Linked DNA regions of Homo sapiens: region 2 is linked to region 1. A link is a contact called in ENCODE Hi-C data. All regions are on one chromosome and are shown on one strand. The core of a region is the stretch at or near the end of the contact, and the rest is flanking DNA. Distances in the headings are between cores, read along the strand shown. Region 1 overlaps ARL13B (ARF like GTPase 13B). Region 2 holds the start of EPHA6 (EPH receptor A6).

The links. A loop is a pair of places that touch in the nucleus more often than their neighbours do. Pooled maps may share reads with other maps.
Region 2: a map of endothelial cell of umbilical vein shows a loop between it and region 1 (9-fold over the local background). The contact joins the promoter of EPHA6 here to the enhancer-like site in region 1. A Hi-C loop is called at or near these places in 2 of 168 maps with a recorded cell type or tissue (endothelial cell of umbilical vein and naive thymus-derived CD4-positive, alpha-beta T cell), 13 of 37 single-sample maps with no recorded cell type and 9 of 50 pooled maps.

The regions. Positions count from the first base shown.
Region 1 is chr3:94,003,172-94,005,871 of GRCh38, forward strand. It overlaps ARL13B (ARF like GTPase 13B), which reads left to right. Exons shown (of 10, transcript NM_001174150.2): 3 at 488-737. Among named protein-coding and RNA genes, the nearest start is that of STX19, 24 kb to the right of the region's middle. Within about 2 kb of position 1,325, at least 2 of the 41 ENCODE cell types and tissues checked have a DNase peak (open chromatin) inside an H3K27ac peak, as active enhancers do.
Region 2 is chr3:96,813,167-96,815,866 of GRCh38, forward strand. It overlaps EPHA6 (EPH receptor A6), which reads left to right and starts at 1,428. Exons shown (of 18, transcript NM_001080448.3): 1 at 1,428-1,842. The coding sequence starts at 1,458. It overlaps LOC124909397 (a long non-coding RNA gene), which reads right to left and starts at 1,241. Exons shown (of 2, transcript XR_007095974.1): 1 at 869-1,241. RefSeq lists silencers at 264-333, 394-513.

The DNA.
Region 1 (2,700 bases), core at 75-2,574:
AACTTTAATTCAGCTAATTAAAAAAGAGTGGCCTTATTCTTTATAGCTTCTCTCATTCTTTGATTCTTCTAAACTCTTCTATTCTCTAAGTGTTCATGGTTTTCTTTATAACTCCACAGATGTTTTAATAGTCCCTGGGGATGGCTATGGTATTGAAAGGTTGACATTTTTATTGTTTGTAACTTGGACAGTAAATAGCCTTAAAGGCAAGAGTTTATTCATTTATTAATTCAACAGATACTTACTAAGTACCTATTATATACTAGGTGTGGGTGTTATATCAGGGGAAAGAAAGATTCCTATCTGCATGGAGTAAAATTTCTAGTTTGATATTCTGGCCTGTCCCCAAACCAGTATGCTTCAAAATAATGTTTATTGTGTCAGTGAATGCTAAATATTTCACTTGGGTGCTAAAATTTTAGTTGAAAAATTAACGTTGTCAATTAAAGTCTAAAGATTTTCTTTTTTTGTGTATCATTTGTAACAGAATACCCTGAAGATGTAGCTCCTACTGTTGGATTTTCAAAAATTAACCTTAGACAAGGAAAGTTTGAAGTCACCATCTTTGACTTGGGAGGTGGAATAAGAATTCGGGGAATCTGGAAGAATTACTATGCTGAATCCTATGGGGTAATATTTGTTGTGGATTCCAGTGATGAAGAGAGAATGGAAGAGACAAAAGAGGCTATGTCAGAAATGCTAAGACATCCTAGGATATCGGGAAAGCCTATATTGGTGTAAGTAATGTTAGCATCATTGTAAATGTAGGGACGATGGCATTGGCCACTAAAGAAATTTACCTGTTACAGACTAGTGAATAAGCTAAAATAGTCACGCTTTAGTATACTAAAATGTATGTAATTAACTGGGAGTTGTTAATTTACTGAGGCCTTGTTATAGTGCTGTCTATAGGGGAAAAGGGCTAAGGCTATAGAATTCTTAAAAGTGGATCTCTTCGATATTCAAATATAAACTCATTGTTTTATGTGATAGTTTACTTTTTATAGAATTTTGCATTTTGAAATACTCCATTAACAAGGTTCTAAAATATCTTTTAATTTTTTCTCTTTTAGTAACTTGTATTTTGCTTTTGTCCTTTTTTCCTTAAAGAGTTATTATTTCAGAGTTATGTAAACAGTTTATTTTTCTAATACCACATTGATTTCTCAGTTTTCACATCTACATTTCCATATTGGACATGTGATTGTTATCAAATTAGGCATACACTTATATGATTTCGTCCATGTGGGTGAACATTTTTTAAAAACGAAGTGACAAAGGACTTTTGCACTACCAGCCCTCATAGCATTTATGCATGGTAAACAGTAGATGGTGCTATAACCGTGAGGCATAGCAAACTGAAAGTAGTTTAAATTGCTCTTTAACTTGTAGTAAACTAAATATTTGCCCTTGCCGTCTTGTCCCTTTTCCCTTGTTCTTGTGGTTCATTATTAAGGATTAAAAAAAAAAAAAATCAACCTGTCATGTGGTTAGATGAAAAATTGTAGAGTTTCTCAGTGGTCTTCAGTAGTAAATGAACATTTTTAAATGAGGTGGTTTGGAAGCTCTGATTGCAAAAGTTAAAACTGTATTATATAATTTATTGCTAAAGTTGATACTTTTAAATTTTTATATATTTAATTAGAGAAGTTATTTGATTTGTATAAGCAATTCTCATGTTTTATTGAATCTAAAGGAGAACTTTTAACAGGGATATGTATGAAGAGAGAACTTTGCAGAACCCCATAGGCTAAATTGGTGTTTACAGATGTTTAAGCAGGGAATCAGTGATTTCTAGACTAAAGTAAAAAATATTAATGATGGTTATTTGTAAAACAATATTATGTGCTTTTTTAAAACTAGTCATTTAATTTTTTTCATTTACTCTTTTCTGGATTTATTCATTAATACATGCATTAATTCAACAAATATTTACGTGAGCATCTACTGTTGCCAAGCATAGAATCTTTTCTATAATCACAACATTGCCAAGGGTTGGGAAAGTGTTTGGGAATAAAAATAACAAAAATCCAAGTTAGACCTCAGGAGCTTACATTCTAGGGGGTGAGATAACAGACTAAATATAATTAATAAGTTACATTATATATTAGATCATCAGTGTATTGAAAACAAACAAGTAAAAGAATATCAGAAAGCCTATGGTGGTAGTGATGACAAGGGTCTGTTGCTCTTATAATTAGAATGATCCTAATAGGCCTTATTGAGAAACTGACATTTGAAATGAGGGAGTCAGTCATGCAGATATCTGTGGAAACGGCTCAAAGTCGGGGTATACAGTTGTTAAGTGACTACAGTGATTACTGAGTAATCAAATAACAGCAAAATATTTGCTTTCAATTCTGTCACCTCTCTCAGCTAGTGAATTTCCTGAATAGAAAAGAAAATACAGAACTACTGTGATTGCTTCACCATTATAAACTCATAGTTAGTGAGAATTCACAAAGATATAAGAATTAATTATGGACAGTGTAATATGTTTATGAAATATAGAATCGTTTGCCATTTGACCAGATTTTCTCATGGGATTTTTACAATCAGAATTTTATTATTAAAGGTAAACTGCTTTTTGGAAGGAATGTGATTCAAAAATATACAAAATGTACACAAAAGTACACATTCTTAGTAAATTTCAAAGATAGAGGGAAAGGTTTTTTGTATATTTTTTTTGATATTTAATAG
Region 2 (2,700 bases), core at 178-2,677, 2.8 Mb after region 1:
ATCCCCACCCAAGCGATACGGTTTCCTTGACGCGCCCTTAACCAAGGCGTTAAGTTTAGCCTGACAGCATCCCTCCCTCCTTTCGGTTCCTGGCCTGATGAGCCGCCTCCACCTGCGAGCGGTGCAGGCATTTTTGTTGTCGACTAACCCCCTCTAGCGCCGAACTGGCGGCATCCGAGCCGCGGCTGCCAGGCCGGGAGAAGGCTGGGCTTGGCCGGGCTCTGCAGCGCTCCGGGCTCCGTCCCTGCCCTGGGCGCCCGCCTCCGCCGCGGGGCGAGGTGGTGGAGACCGCGGACGCCGAGGGTCCTCCCAGTCAGCACGCCGCGTTGCCCCGGCCCTGGGGCGGGGGCCGCGGAGTCCCACCAAGTGGCCCGCGCCTCGGCTTCCGGGAGACCCGAGCGCGGGGAGGGAGTGGGTGCCGCGAGGGGGCGGCTCGCGCGGGGAGAGCCGTCAGCCCACGGCGCCCCTGCGCTGCTGTGGATGTGGCCACGCGCCACTCGGCCCTTGGACTGCTAGGAGAGCGCGGCCCGACGCCACCACGCCGTGGACGCTCGGGGACCCCTGAATCCCAGCGTCAAGGCTGCGACGATGCTCGTGACCTCCACCGCGAAGTCACCTCCGCAAGGCGACGCAAGGACCTCGGCGATCCCGGGCGCCGTACACCCGCCACTTTCCAGCCTCATGTAACCCCCCCTCTGCTGCTTCCTCCCGGCGCTTTGCTTTTCTACAACTGGAAGCCGCGAAGGCGGCTACTGCGCTGAGCCGCTCGCTCTGCTGGTCAAGTTTGGGCGACCCGCGCGGAGGAGGGTCGGGCTGACTGCCGCCGCTGAGCTGTCCCCGGACGGGAGCGCCTGTCCACGGCACTCACCCCCTCCAGCGGTGGAAATGTGGAGAAGTAAGTGGGAGGCGGTGTCGGGAACTGACTCCTCTTAAAACGGTCGGCGCCGCTGCTCTGAAATGGGCGGCTAAGTGCTTGTGGGACTAAGGGCGGCCTCAGAGATGCCCGGAAAATCGCTGCCACGGCCAGAGTGCGGCGCAGACGCGGCAGAGTTGGAGGTGTCCGCGGTGCAGGCTGCTGCCCACGCCGCTCAGGCCAGGTGCTGAGGGCTCAGCCCGCGCCTCGGCCGAACCACTCTCAGCCCCGTTGAGCCACCTCGTCCGCCCGGCTTTCATCGCACCGGCCAGAGGAAAGTTCCCGCGGCCCCCACGCCTCTTCACAGCTGCAGCGCCTCCCCTGCTTTTGGCTCCGCAAGTGCCCACTTGAGTCGGGAGAGGTCCTCGGGCCGCCCCAACTGCCCGCCCCACCTGGCAGTCCGTCCCCGCCCCCGTCCTCGCGGTGAGGCGCTCCCCGCCCCCTCGCTCCCCTCCCCCAAACCACAGCCCGAGCTCGCTCTTGCGCGCGCGCGCTCTCTCCGGCCCAAGTGAATAGTCCTCGCGCAAGCGGGACACTGTGGTGGATGCAATTCCCCTCGCCTCCAGCCGCGAGGAGCTCCCCGGCGCCGCAGGCAGCGTCCTCCTCCGAAGCAGCTGCACCTGCAACTGGGCAGCCTGGACCCTCGTGCCCTGTTCCCGGGACCTCGCGCAGGGGGCGCCCCGGGACACCCCCTGCGGGCCGGGTGGAGGAGGAAGAGGAGGAGGAGGAAGAAGACGTGGACAAGGACCCCCATCCTACCCAGAACACCTGCCTGCGCTGCCGCCACTTCTCTTTAAGGGAGAGGAAAAGAGAGCCTAGGAGAACCATGGGGGGCTGCGAAGTCCGGGAATTTCTTTTGCAATTTGGTTTCTTCTTGCCTCTGCTGACAGCGTGGCCAGGCGACTGCAGTCACGTCTCCAACAACCAAGGTAAGGGACGGGGCGGAGGAGCGGGAGTGGGTGGGAGGAGGAGGGTGCTTGGAGAACCAGGGTACTGGTTGCCTCCTGCAGGTAACTTTGTACAGGGGTCAGAGTCTCCTGGCTCGCCACACGAGGGGATCGAGGATGTCCCCTTACCCTAGCGCCCTGTTTACACCGCCCGGGACGGTGACTCCACAGGCTAGGATCCGTTGTGTTTCTAAATGTCTTTAAACGGTAGCGTGAGCATCAGCTGCAGTTGGGTCCCACCGCTAGCGGCCGTGGGACCGCTCCCCGCTGCGCTGTCTCCACTGGAAGTCAGGCTCCGTGGCACAGACTTAATGGAGACTTCTGGCTCTTTGGTGGTCGCTCTTCTCAGGGGAACGTGTGGTTCTCCCACATGCCTTCTTGAAAGGCAGGGTGCTCCCGCTGTACCCCGTGACCAGTTATCAGTCTTTCCCCACCCCTCCGGTGACTGCCGCCCTCGCCCAGCCTCAGTCCCCATGCTTCATCTACCATCCAGGCCACCGAAGTAGACTTACTCGAAATTCTTCCTAGACCAGATGCTCCAGATCTGTGTAGGGGTTTCATATTCTTGCGGGCAGGGAGTAGAAAAGGGTTTAGGGTGAATTTCCAAGTTGTGAATACCCTATTCATGAAGTCAAGTCACTGACAGATTGCTTGGAGGACTTTGTTTCGGTGGGTAAAGTGGTAAAGTGAAGGTAAATAGTGGTTAAAAAGTGATGGAAAGCCCTTGGAATATTTGAGCATTTTCCCTTTTTCTATTCATACAATCTTCATGAAATATATCTCCTTGTATTTCTGCTGTGCATAAAGATCTATAAAAAGTACCACCTGCATATTCTAAGT